Linked DNA regions of Homo sapiens: region 2 is linked to region 1. A link is a contact called in ENCODE Hi-C or POLR2A ChIA-PET data. All regions are on one chromosome and are shown on one strand. The core of a region is the stretch at or near the end of the contact, and the rest is flanking DNA. Distances in the headings are between cores, read along the strand shown.

What was found. A loop is a pair of places that touch in the nucleus more often than their neighbours do. ChIA-PET counts read pairs that join two places held with the same protein, here RNA polymerase II (POLR2A). Pooled maps may share reads with other maps.
Region 2: a loop to region 1 is called in a map of Right ventricle myocardium inferior, with 2.2 times the contacts of the local background. The contact joins two enhancer-like sites. A Hi-C loop is called at or near these places in 3 of 168 maps with a recorded cell type or tissue (Right ventricle myocardium inferior, breast epithelium and upper lobe of right lung) and 3 of 50 pooled maps. POLR2A ChIA-PET finds 5 or more read pairs at or near these places in 1 of 52 experiments (OCI-LY7).

Annotation. Positions count from the first base shown.
Region 1 is chr12:80,874,444-80,881,325 of GRCh38, forward strand. All of the region lies in intron 2 of LIN7A (lin-7 cell polarity scaffold A), which reads right to left. Among named protein-coding and RNA genes, the nearest start is that of MIR617, 45 kb to the left of the region's middle. Within about 2 kb of position 4,099, at least 2 of the 41 ENCODE cell types and tissues checked have a DNase peak (open chromatin) inside an H3K27ac peak, as active enhancers do.
Region 2 is chr12:80,835,185-80,842,066 of GRCh38, forward strand. All of the region lies in intron 4 of LIN7A (lin-7 cell polarity scaffold A), which reads right to left. Among named protein-coding and RNA genes, the nearest start is that of MIR617, 6.0 kb to the left of the region's middle. Within about 2 kb of position 3,052, at least 2 of the 41 ENCODE cell types and tissues checked have a DNase peak (open chromatin) inside an H3K27ac peak, as active enhancers do.

The DNA of each region.
Region 1 (6,882 bases), core at 2,849-5,348:
TATACAATGATTAGTAACTAAATTTTTTACATTGTTTCTTGAAAACTTGAATAACAAATATATGAGAAAATAGAATACCATAAGACAATACATTGTGTTGTGTTAACTGAGGCAAAGAAAGGACAAAAAGGCATATATTTTAAAAATCATTGTTGTTGGTACAAATGGAACATATATGAATAGGTATTGTGGAGATGGGAATCATGGTGCAATTTTCCTATTTTAACTCATTACTGACAAGCATTAAAATAATGTTTCGGCTGGCCGCGGTGGCTCACGCCTGTAATCCCAGCACTTTGGGAGACTGAGGCAGGCGGATCATGAGGTCAGGAGATCGAGATCATCCTGGCTAACACGGTGAAGCCCCGTCTCTACTAAAAAATAGAAAAAATTAGCCGGGCATTGTGGCGGGCGCCTGTAGTCCCAGAGGCTGAGGGAGCTGAGGTACTCGGGAGGCTGAGGCAGGAGAATGGCATGAACCCAGGAGGCAGAGCTTGCAGTGAGCCGAGATGGCGCCACTGCACTCCATCCTGGGTGACAGAGCGAGATTCTGTCTCAAAACAAACAAACGAAACAAAAACAAAATACTGTTTCATTATTCCCACATTCCAGAATGTTCTGTTTTAGCTATTACCCATAACAAGTAAAACTAGAACTAGACTGGGACCTGGGATACTTTGGTTCTGGTGCTAACTCAGGCACTAACTAGGTTGAAAGACCACTTAAACTTTCTGTATCTTATTTTCTCATCCATAAAATTACGTTTACAGTAGGTGAAGGTACCAAATGGATCAGTCTCAGATTTACCAACCCCCTGAATTTTTAATAAAAATATTTGCACATGTACATTTTTTCTGGAAAAAAAAGCCCATAATTTTACCTGATTCACAAAGAAGTTTATGATTTCCCAAAGGCAAAGAAAGCATAGCACTAGGTGCTTTCTATGGTTCCTTTTAACCCTGTATACATTACCAACTTTTATACACTTACTACACGAAACTCATGTGTTACATATCTGCACATTCATAAGAACGTACATATTTATGCAAATACATAAAGAACCCTGAAAATTTGGCTCTAATTACAGATCACTTTTCAAGGGTGGAAGCCATTTTAATGTAAGATGTTATTCTGAACTAGAAATGTTAGCATGTTTTGTCTGCGATTTCTATGAGCTCAGAGTCCCATTTGATAATACAAGATTTATGAAAATCAAAGATATGTTTGCCTACTAATAAAAATGAGTCATCTTAAGGAATTCTTCCATGGACCCAACAAATATTTATTAAATGCTTATTATTTGGCTGATATCATGCTAGGTACTAATTTTCTGTTATGATTATAATAGACATTTTCTACTTTCAGTCTAATAAGGTAGATGACTATTACTTAAATCTTTAATTAACTTTAATAAGATAGATAGAGATCCACAAATTATAGATTTGAAACTGTTCTGTTTTGAGAGCAGTAGGCTGTATTCTATTACATTTTTGCCCCCTTTGGATCTCATGTGCAAAGAACAGAATTGGAATCAACATGACCTTTAGTTTATGGCACATACTCATCATTATACATTTATCCGTGAGTTCCTTGGTTTTATTATTTTTATACACACACACACACACACACACACACACAGAGAGAGAGAAAGAGAGAGACAGACAGAGAGACAGAGAGAGAGAGTGACAGAAACAAATTGAAATCTCCCACTGAGACAAAAGCTGGGAACACAAGTAGCTAGGATCAAAACTATGTGCCACCCCTGTTCCCCAAACTCATTCCCTTGGCTCTCACAGATGAGTTAAATAGTAATGAAGGGATGAGAACCTAGAAACAGATTCCTATGTGGAGACTATGATGGATAGTAAGGAGACAGACTAGGAAAACTTCAGTACGCAATAAAGGTAAATATCTTTCAGACACTGGGGTAGGGAAAGATTTCTGAAGTGAGATACCCAAAAAGCATATTTTAAACAAGAGCAATGTGAGCATTTAAAATTGAGAATTTTATTCATGAAAGATACCTTGAAGACAAGTTACAAAGGAAGATAATATATTCACTATATAAACCACCCCAAAAAAACTACTAATAAGACTACATAAGAATATGTAAAAGCCCAAGTTAGTAGAAAAACACATGAAAGGATGTTTCACAGAAAAAGAAACACATATGGCCAAAAGGATATATTCAACAATCGACTGATCAAGTAAACACCAATGATAACTGCAATAAGACCCCATTGCATTGTACATTCCATTGGTGAAAATTTAAATGTCTCATATACAAGTGTTGGAGGTAATATGGATCCACAATTATACATTGTTTGACAGTGTATAAATTGGACTAATCAAGTTTGAAAACTGTTTGACATAGTCTCTTAAAGTTGAATATTCTTGGCCGGGCGCGGTGGCTCATGCCTGTAATCCCAGCACTTTGGGAGGCCGAGGCGGGCGGATTACCTGAGGTCAGGAGTTCGAGACTACCCTGGCCAACATGATGAAACCCCGTCTCTACTAAAAATACAAAAACTAGCTGGGCATGGTGGCACATGCCTGTAATTCCAGCTACTGGGGAGGCTAAGGTAGGAGAATTACTTGAGCCCAGGAGGCAGAGGTTGCAGTGAGTCGAGATCATGCCACTGCACTCCAGCCTAGCCAACAGAGAGAGACTCTGTCTCAAAAAAAAAAAAAAAAAGTTAAATATTCTTATACTTCATGACCCAGAAATTCCACATGTACACAAATACCCCAGAGAAGCCTTGGTCATCTAACCAGAGACACATGTATGTTAATAGTAGTACCAACCAAGATAGTGATAACCTGGAAATAACTCAAATGTCCATCTATAAGAGACAGTGATTTTATAAACTGTGATATCTTCACACAAAGGAATATTACACAGCAGCTAAAGCGAATGAACCACAACAATGCAAAAATTATGGAATCTTAGCAGCATTATAGTAAGTGAAAGAGAACATTCCCCAAATATTTCAACAGTATGGTTATCTCTTTATAACATTTTAAACAAATAAAATTAAAATAAATATATTTTAGGAAAAAATACTGCAATCAGACTATATACAAATAAAGCAAGGAAATAATGAAAAAAGCTGGGATCAGTTTTCAGCCCTAAATCTATATTTCCCTATGAGACAAAAAAAGGAAGAAAGGAAGGAAGAGAGGGAAGAAGAAAGGAAGAGAGTAAGCTAGTAATCGCCTTACATATATTTGAATTATGAATGATACTAAATTCATTTCTTTTTACATGCAAATTACCCCCAGGGAATAACAGCAAACTGGCTTAAAAATGTCTATTTGTAACTTAACATTCATTTTAGATGACTTGTACAAATGAACTTCTTTCTCTCCATTTTTGTTGGCAACATTCAAGCAAGAAAAGGTTAAATGACTTGTGCACTGGGAAGAAAAAAAAAAAAAACAGTTGTCATCCGTGGTGCCAAAAATAGAAGTTCTGATTTCCAGTCCTGTGATCTCAACAGAAGACAGAATGTTCACTCTATCTGACTGATACAAAATACAACTTCTCCAAGGACTCTATTATTTTGAACTACTGTGTAAGTACATGTAATTATAAGCTTCTGGAAATACGCACTGTTTATTTTATCATTTGTAATAGCAAATAGAAAGGCTTGGGCTGAGCATTTACCCAATAATGACACTAACAGCCTTCAGAGTCATTATAGATGATTTTTAAGGGTCTGTTTAGATATCCTTAAGATCACTGACCCATTAGTGCAATTATAGTTTAAGATGGTTCCTGTACTTGCTGCCAGAAAGTGACAAGTTGATGTTACAAACACTCTCTACACATCATTAAAAATGTGTCTTTACTCAGAGAAAGCTGCAGAAATAGAACTATAACTATACTTTAAAATTCTGTTCCCCATGGGTGATGTAGTCATTCTCTTTTTGTAATTCCTCTGATAAAATGATAAATTATATTCTCAGAAAATTGAATAAAACAAGTGTGTCTGGAGTTTGTTCCTGCTGGTGGGTTTGTGGTCTCGCTGACTTCAAGAATGAAGCCATGGACCTTTGCGGTGAGTGTGACAGCTCTTAAAGGTGGCACAGACCCAAAGAGTGAGCAGCAGCAAGATTTATTCTGAAGAGAGAAAGAACAATACTTCCACAGTACGGAAAGAGATCTGAGCGGGTTGCTGCTGTTGGCGGACGTGGCCAGCTTTTATTCCCTTATTTGTCCCCGCCCATGTCCTGCTGATTGGTCCATTTTACAGAGTGCTGATTGGTCCATTTTACAGTGTGCTGATTGGTCCATTTTACAGAGCACGGATTGGTCCATTTTACAAACCTCTAGCCACAGAGAGCTGATTGGTGAGTTTTTACAGAGTGCTGAATGGTGCATTTTACAAACCTCTAGCTAGTCACCCAGCACTGATTGGTGTGTTTTACAATCCTAGCTACAGAGCACTGATTGGTGCATTTTACAATCCTCTTGTAAGACAGAAAAGTTCTCCAAGTCCCCACACGATCCAAAAGTCCAGCTGGCTTCACCTCTCACAAGTACATTTATTCTGTAGTATTATTTTTATCAATTTAAAAATCTTCATAGTACTTGTCTTTCTTACCCCATTCACACAGTCTCACACAGTTACATATTCCAAGTATCCATACATGCTCAGCCTTTCATGTAGATGCAATCTATGTGAAGAAAAACATAGATTGCTTGCTATGTAACTATAGATTCACAGAACCGGAAGGATCACAGGAGACTGACTACCTAGTGGAGCAGTGTTTCTCAACTGATATTATAGACCTTATTAATTAGTCTTTATTTGGGGGTAGGAGGGGGTGGGATAGAGAGGAGATATCATGGACACTAGAAAATCTAATGAAGTTTGTGAAGTTATCCCAAGAAAAATCCACTCATGTGTGTAAATGTTCATATCATTTATTTATTTGTTTGCATTTGTCATTGAGTTATTTCACATTTTACAAATAATTATGTGACTCATTTTTCTTGTGAAAATTGATGACCTCTTTCTAAATAAAACATAAATGCAAATTACTAACCAAATCATATAAAAAAAGAAAACATATATTCTGCTTAAAATAGTTTTCAATGAGAAGGCTGTTTTATTTGGCTTAGTAAGAAGTTAAAATTTAGGCTACTCTGGAACACTTTGCCTATGGGATAGCCCTGCTGTGTCTATGGAGCAGCCCAAAAAAAAAAAAAAAAAAAAAAAAAAAGGAAGAAGTTAAAATTTAGACTGAGCCTTCCTTTATAGGAAAATATCGGTGTTATTTTTAGTATCCAAACAATTTTTCATCTGTTTTAATAGCACTATGTGCTCAAAGTTGCAGCTCACACAGCTTTCAGTATCAAACAGAATTAAATTCCCTATCAGTCGGAGCAGAGCAGACGTTTATCAAGACACCTGAGCTTTCTCCAAGCTACTTCAGGGTGAATTCAGGTTCTATGAAACCCTTTGTCCTCAAGTCAAATGAAATTATTTTTGGAAAGCTTAGTGTCAACAATGCAGCCTTAGTCAGCAAGGGAAGATGTTTGAATGCTTTCAATTTTATGTAGTCTAAGCAGAAATAACCTTTAAAAGAGTTTTGTAGTCTTTACAGATGTTTGTAGATCTTCTCCATGGATAAACTGACATGTCTTTCTCATTTTCAACTCCCTTGCCCTCACTAAAGTCTTTCTTTCAGCACTTTCATGTCAATGGAAAGGTCACAAGATTTTACCTGTAATTTCTTCCTCCAAAATGACAGTTGTTTCCAGAGCCACCCTACTAGACCAGAAAATCTGAAATTGAAAGACTAGCCTCATTTTTTTTTGACCTAACATCTACAAAGAAGTCCATCCATGAATAAACCTCTCTTGTCAAATTGTTTTAAGATTCAGCTCTCTTTTACTTAAAAAATAGATAAAATGAAATTTCTGACCCAAGTTCAGCCAAGTGCATTAACACTTATTCATTGGAAAGCCAAAAAACTTCTGATAGTAAAAATAATACATTTTGCTTCATTCCCAAATAAAAACTTTTGAAACTCTAGATTTCTGGCTATGTCTGTGAAATTATTTTAACAGAGCAGGCAAAGCATCTTTTTAGAATAATTATCAGTGTCTTTCACACGAATGCATGCTGATGGTGAGGGCAATATGTCTCTATGAAAAGTGGAACCTCTGTCTTCACCAGATTAATTACGCTGGATCTTGCATAAAGAAACTCCATATGTACTCCATATGTACTTGCAGTATCAAGATTTTTGTTCCATTAGGAGTTTTGCTTGATAAACTCTGTTGGGAGGAGGCAACGCACACACACACACACACACACACATACACACACACAGACACACACACACACATCGACATTCAGGTGAGAGATAAAAATCAGAGTTTTACTGAAACAATCATAGTTTTCACTCAGTTGCATGCCAAATGGGAATGCCACAGCTGTTATTTTCACTATAACTGGCTTTGAAATATTGGCAAAATACCAGAGTTCAAGAGTAGGTTCTATCAAGTGAACAGAGGTGCTATTAATTTTTTTTATTCTAATCAACCAACCAGCTCAAGCATTTCTAGAGTACTTGAAATGATAAAGCTTTCTCCAGTTATTTATGGTTTCTTTTGATTGGAAACATGTCAAAAGTTTCATGTTAGTGCAAATATAAGTTTTGGTAAATTTCCATCCTTTTAAAATTGAACTTCTTCTCCAGGGGAAAAAAATCTATATTGTGTGATTTATTTTCAGGATGCTCAGAAATAAGCTTTCTTGACTTCATCCTATCATTGGCAGGAAACTTATCACACAAGAAACAGTCTGGCTTTTGTGTCCCATCACATTTAGCAATGCAAATAAAATCAAAGGAAATGTAGGAGCCATC
Region 2 (6,882 bases), core at 1,802-4,301, 40 kb before region 1:
AAAAATGTTGCAATAGGAAACATGGAGAGATGCATCTGGAAGTTTGGTGAAAGGCTGTTTAATAATAATATACAGCAACAATGCTGTGTAATTGTGGAAGCATAAGTCTTATCTTTTAATGCTGTATTTATCATTTCTCTTTTTTATCCTAATTACTATTAGGAAAGGTAGACAGGACAGGTGTTGTTACATCAGTCCTGCAGATATAAAGACACCAAAAATTCCAATGACTTGCCCATAATCAACCCACCAATGACAAGGATCCAATTTCCTCTGAAATTAGAGTATTTAATGGGGGACTTTTATTGTCTCTTGAAGATAAACAAAAAGCAGAGGAGATGACTTAAACTGGGCGGAGAGTCTAACTCTATAGGGAGATAAAATTATAAGAAAGAAAAGACTATTATCTGATTTAAAAGAAAAAATTTATAGTTACTGGGTATTTAAAAGGTATCCAGCGTAATGCCAGACACTCTTACATACTTTCTCTTATTTAATCTTTGGATTAAACCTGTGAGAAAGATATTGCTATTTTTGCTTTACGTATGACAAAATAGAGTCTCAAAGAGTAAATAAACGTATTATGGTTAGAATAACCTTAACTCCTGAGAAACCATAAGAACTTGAATTTGAATGAGTCCCTTTTGAAATGTTGAAAATATCAATTCACAATAAAGTAAAAGTTTGTAATTTTCATTAAATATGATGACAGAAAAAAAGGGAAAATTGCTCTTAAGTTGTTATCATATGCAATATCCTAGTCAAGTGATTTAAGGATATAGAAAGAAAATTTCAATACAAAAAATAATAATAAGCTAACAGAAAAAAAAAGTAGAATACATTTCATTTCATAATGAACAGCCTCAGGATGTATTAGAGACTCTTGGCATATCATCAGATTTCAGAATTGATTTCAGATTCCTAATGCACTTAGAGTAAAATGAAAACTTTTGGGTATCAACCTTAAAACTCCATTGGTTGGCTCCCAATCAGTTCTTCAGCCTCATCTTATCCCACTATGTATACTTTAGTCACTTTGTTCTTTCAGCTGCTCCTACATGGCAAATCATGGACTTCCTTATCTCAAGACCTTCACACAAGCTCTTTCTTATGATAACAGACTCTTCTCCTTAATCTCAGTTTAAATGTCACCCTTCAAAGAGGCCATTTCTAACACTATTAAAACTAGCTCCTGGCATGGTGGCTCAACATCTGTAATCCCAGCACTTTGGAAGGCCAAGGCTGGTGGATTGCTCGAGCTCAGGAGTTTGAGACCAGTTTGGGCAACATAGTGAAAGCCTGTTTCTATCAAAAATACAAAAACTAGCCGGCATGGTGGCATGTGCCTGTGGTCCCAGCCACTCAGGAGGCTGAGGTGGGAGGATTGCTTAGTCTGGGAGGCAGAGTTTGCAGTGAGCCAAGATCACGCCACTGCACTCCAGCCTGGGCCACAGAATGAGACCCTGTCTCAAAAAATAAATAAATAAATATGTATATATATATATTTTAAAAGTAGCTTCTCTTGTTCCATTACATGGCTCCTTGTTTTCTTCTTTCCCCTCTGTAACACTTATCACAGTGTTTAATTATGAGGCCATGTTATATTCTGAAGTATTAATTCGTGTTCTTTGTGAATTTTCCCTCCCATTCTGCTTCCTTCAGCCCACACCTTAGGAGTAAAAAAGGACTGAAAAATATCTGAAGGTCTTTGCTGTGCAGCAGAATGTTTTGGCTGCATGTTTTCACGTACATTTTTTTTTTTTTTCTCATCAAAGACCAGGCAAGATGGGGGGCGGGGAAAGAAGGAAGAGGAGTCTGAATGGCTTTATTGATTGGATAGGCAGAAGCAGAAGGAGAAAAGTCTGAAAGTGAAAAGGGAAGAAAGAACTTGCATTGTCAGAACTAGGAGTAGAGTGGAAAATATTCAGTGTGTGCTGTTTTGAGACTAGAAAACCAACGTGCCCATGCTCTGTGGACAACTGGTTCCATTCCATAGCCCTATACACTTGTAAGCACTCTAGATTTATGATATTTACACATTGTAGAGGACTGGATAATTTCTCAAAGATATTAATATCAGGTCCTATTCCCCAGAACCTGTAAATATTACCTTTTATAGAAAAAAAGGTCTTTTCAGATACAATTAGGTTAAGGATCTTGAAATGAGGCGATTACCCTGCATTATCTCAGTGGGCCCTAAGAACTCACAAGTATCCTTATAGAGGGAGGTGGGAGATTTGGCGCAGAGAAGAAGGTAATAACGTTACCATGGAGATAGAGATTGGAATGAGGTGGCCACAAATCAAAGAATGCTGCAGTCACCAGAAGCTGAAGGGAGCAAGGAACAGATTCCCCAATAGCACCTCTAGAGGGAGCACAGCCCTGTTGATGCCTTGGTTTGGAGCTAGTGAAACTGATTTGGGATTTTTGGCTTCCAGGGCTGTGAGATAATACATTTCTGTTGTTTAAAAACCACCGTGTGTGGTAATTTGTTATAGCAGCCATAGGAAACTAATATACACATAACGGAGTTAAAAAATCCTGTTACTGTGACCAGTGTGAACCTGAACAAAATCACTGGGAGCATTTCCCTTAGGCTGGGATAACTGATGGATATGTTACATTTATATGTATGTATTTATCATCATCATCATCCTCATCATCATCATCATCATCATCATCATCATGTTCTTACTTTCTACCAGATTATAACCCTTTTTTTTTGTTTACCACTCCATATCCAGGACTTAGCTCAGTAGCTGGCACATAATAATTTCTCTACAAATAATTGTTGAATGAAAGAAAAGCATTGCTAAAATAACAGCACAAATAGAAGGAAAACACAAACAATAAATGGTAAAAATAACTATGAGAAAGACTGCACCAGTAACTAAACTGAATAGTCAAATACCCATTACCAGCAATCTAAATAGAGATTTAGGTCAGTCTGATCCCATGTGTGGGAATGCTTCCCTCATTTAGAGACTTGCCGTTTAGCACCGACTGACTGTGAGTGTGTTCTGGCACTGACACACTATCAGCACAATCTCTTGTATGCTCAAAGCTCAAGTTGATCTATGAAGGAATGAGAGACCTGGTGCCCATTCTTGCAGGCTGAAATCACCAGGTGGGAATGTAGTTGTTCTAACCTGTGAACTATAGTTACCTGTGCTATTGAGATAGCACGATATTTCCCTGTTCTGCTTTTTAAATTAAAAGATCTCTTATTGTGAGCCAACTCAGAATGAAGGGGGGTAGAATACTGCCTTCTCAGTGTTGCAAAATATACCAGATCATGCTGCATTGTTTGTGCTCTTCTGAAAGTGACTGGGATAAAACAACATAAATGTACTTCTCTTGGCTTCTTCACAAATGTGAGTGAAGTGTCACATGATGTCATGCCGAGAATAAAAATTTTCAGCACTTAGAACTGAAATTTCAGCTTGCACTCCTATTTAATTATAACCTAAACAGTCCCCCACTCAGCTTCTGAGAAAGGTAAAGCATCTGCTAACGACTTCTAGGAATAGAGAGATTGTGAGAATAGCTTTACTTGAGGTCTCTTAGCTGGAATTAAGCTGGGGATCTGTGTGCCAGGCCTATAGGGGAACTGAAGACTGAGCTTCTGTCTTTCCCCTCTTCATGCAAGCATCTGCTCCCCTCTAAGGGCCAAGTGGCTTTAGAGAGTGCTTGTGGACCAGGGCTGTTCAGTTAGCCGGGAATGCAAAGTGCCTGGTGCAAACTGGAATGATGCAGATATGGAACAATTCAAACACATTCAAACCAAACTCTTCACACATCTGCAGTGGTGAATTAGAGTACTGAGCCATTTGAATCAGAGTAAATTCCTTTTCAAAACCTTACTATCTTTAGAAGTGGTTTTTAACTTTTTAAAGGTCAAAGTCTCTTATGAGTAGTTAAGAAAAACAACTGATCTCTCTCCACCAAAAATTTACTTATGCAAACCCATAAAGGCTAAGAAAACTTGATCTTTTCTACATTGTACATGAAAGTACTAATTTATTAATGGCTAAGATATTTATTTACCTTAAATTATGATTAATAAGGCTAGACTGCCTGAGTTAGAATCTCTAGTTCTGCCATTTAGTAGCTATAGGAGATTGGGCAAGTTGCTTGATCTCTCTCTTCCTCAGTTTCTTCATTTGTAAAATGGGACTGATAATAATAACACCTACCACTGAGGATCATTACGGGTAAATAATGAATTCATTATGTAGAGTGCTTACAGCAGTGTCTGGCATTCAACAAATATATAGAGAGCTTTGACTATATACAGGGACTGTTCTAAGAATTGGGATAAGGCAATGAATACAAATTACTGCCATCATTGGAACATGCATTTTATTGTGAAACTTAAATCTTGCAGTGTAGTTCATAGCAATTAAAAAAACTTTTTATGTTTTCTCTTTGTTCCGACACAGATAAATAAGATCTTAATACAGATTTCCCCTCTGGGATGCTGTAGCTTCACAGAGCTCGAATCTACAGTTCTAATTTTTATTTCATCTTCATCCCACACCTGACAGCCATTCTGCATAAGTAATTTGGGCTGTGAGTACTTACTTTCAACTTGATATAGGTATTTATAAAATGTAAAAAAAGCCGATGGCAGGAAAACAATTTATTCTGTCCCATCCCTAAACTTTTATTCACTCATCTGTTATGCTTAAAAATCAATTAGCAATCTGTATACACTGTATAGACAATTTTATTTAGTTTTAACTGTAAAGCTAGGTAAATTCAGCTGCAATTTCCCACCAATGGTGCTCTAAGACAATGTTTGCATTTCAGAAGCAAATGAGGGCTTCTTTTCAGTATGCCATATTTTTTTTAAGTCCTCATGCTTATATTTTATCTTTCTATCCTTTTCTTTCCTGTTCCTCACCTGCCTCTCTCCCATCAGTACCAGTAAAATATCACCTTTTGGACTTTCTTGCTTTATAAAAATAAATAAATAATTATAGATTTAAGAGAAGTTGAAAAGTAATGTACAGGGACATCACATGCATCCTTTACCCAGCTTTCCCCAATATTAACATCTTACAAAATCATATTAAACCAGCGAATTGGAATTGGTACAATTCAGAGAGCTTACTCAGATTTCAGTGGGATTTGTTTTTAACATAACCAGTTATTACATTTGGTAAGCATCAGTTATGATTGCAGTAAAGGTTGAAATCCACTTTCTCACCTGCGTGCACGTGTGCACGTGTGTCTTTGGATGTGAGTTCATGTGTGCTTTTGTGTGTATCCATTGGGTTGTGTGTGTGACAGAGGGACAGAGAGAGAGAGGGAGGAAACACTCCTGGCCCTACTCTTTCATGAGACTGTGTTTCTGAGGAACAAATGAGAGAACATAATGTAAATACTGTTAAAAAAAACTATAAAGTACTAAATAAATAAAACATATTGTGTTAGATTTCTCATCTTTCCATTCAGAAAAAAATGTCTTATGAATAGGGTACACAGAGCATAGGTAGAGCCTACTCATCTGCCTCAGAGTGTAAGGCAGCATGTGTGTGTTGGTCAGGGGAGGGTTATATGGTACTCTCAGCAGAATCCCATTGGAAGACATAGAATCACATAGTCACAGACTTAGAAGGGACTTTGGGGCCAACCATTCCAACTCTGTACATGGTACTCATATTTTGAAATACTCTGATCAGGTGGTCTCCTAATCTCTGATTAAAACTTCAAATGATGAGCAAATTCTGCCTTATGATTTAGTCTTTCTCCATTTAGAGAGCTTTAAGTGTTTAAAAGCTCTTTATTATAATAAGATGACTACCCCATGACTTTTACACACTGGTCTTGGTTCTGCCATCTGGTGCCCCATACAATGGATGATAGCTGAAGACAGTCATCATTCCCCTAAATATTCTCTTCTCCACTATAAACAATTCAAGTCATTCTTTAACATGTTCCTCATATACAAGGTTGCTCTTCTCTGGGTGAGCTTATTTTTCTTTGCAAGGATGGAATGAGCACAATAGGGTGTGAGCTTAAGCCCAGGAGGCAGAGGTTGCAGTGAGCTGAGATCATACCACTGCACTCCAGCCTGGGCGACAGAGTGAGACCATGAGAAAGAAAGAAAGAAAAAAGAAAAGAAAAGAAAAGAAATGAAAAGAAAGAGGGAGGGAAGGAAGGAAGGAAGGAAGGAAGGAAGGAAGGAAGGAAGGAAGGAAGGAAGGAAGGAAGGAAGGAGGGAAAGAAAGTACGAACAGCACCCTCAAGAGCTGGACCAATCTCTTTCTGTGTTCTATACAAGATATTTATATCAGAGCCCCTACAATCACATTATGTTTTGTCCCCCTCCCTCAACTTGCTTTATATTCCTCTTGAAATCAACATTAAAATTCCCTAAAATTTTTTTCCCCAGGCTTTGATATTTAGTTGTTCCTCCCTGATTCTGCATATATGTAGCTAGTTTTTTTGGGCACAGGAGCAGGACTTCATGAAGATTCTTATTAAAATAGGCCTATTGTACCATTCTATTGAGACTTTTTATATCCTGACTCTATCACTAAATATATTTACGGTTGCCGCTGGCTCCACATTGGCTGCAACCCTTATAAATAGTCCTTGAGTTCTCTCTTAAAATTGCGGAGAAAACACTTGAGCATAAAAGGGTGAAAAGGAGATCATTAGAAAGCTATAAATTCTTACTGTAACATTTTGACCTCCTATTAATGTTAAATTTTAATTCAGCATTCAGTTGTAAGGTTTCACTGAGGATTGATATAAGAAGTAGCCATACACCAAAGGCCTCTGTATTTTCTATGGAATTGTATTAGGTGGTTCAATGTCTCATTTGTAACATTCCCATGGGAAATTTCTCTTGGTGCCTAGGGATAGAAAAAA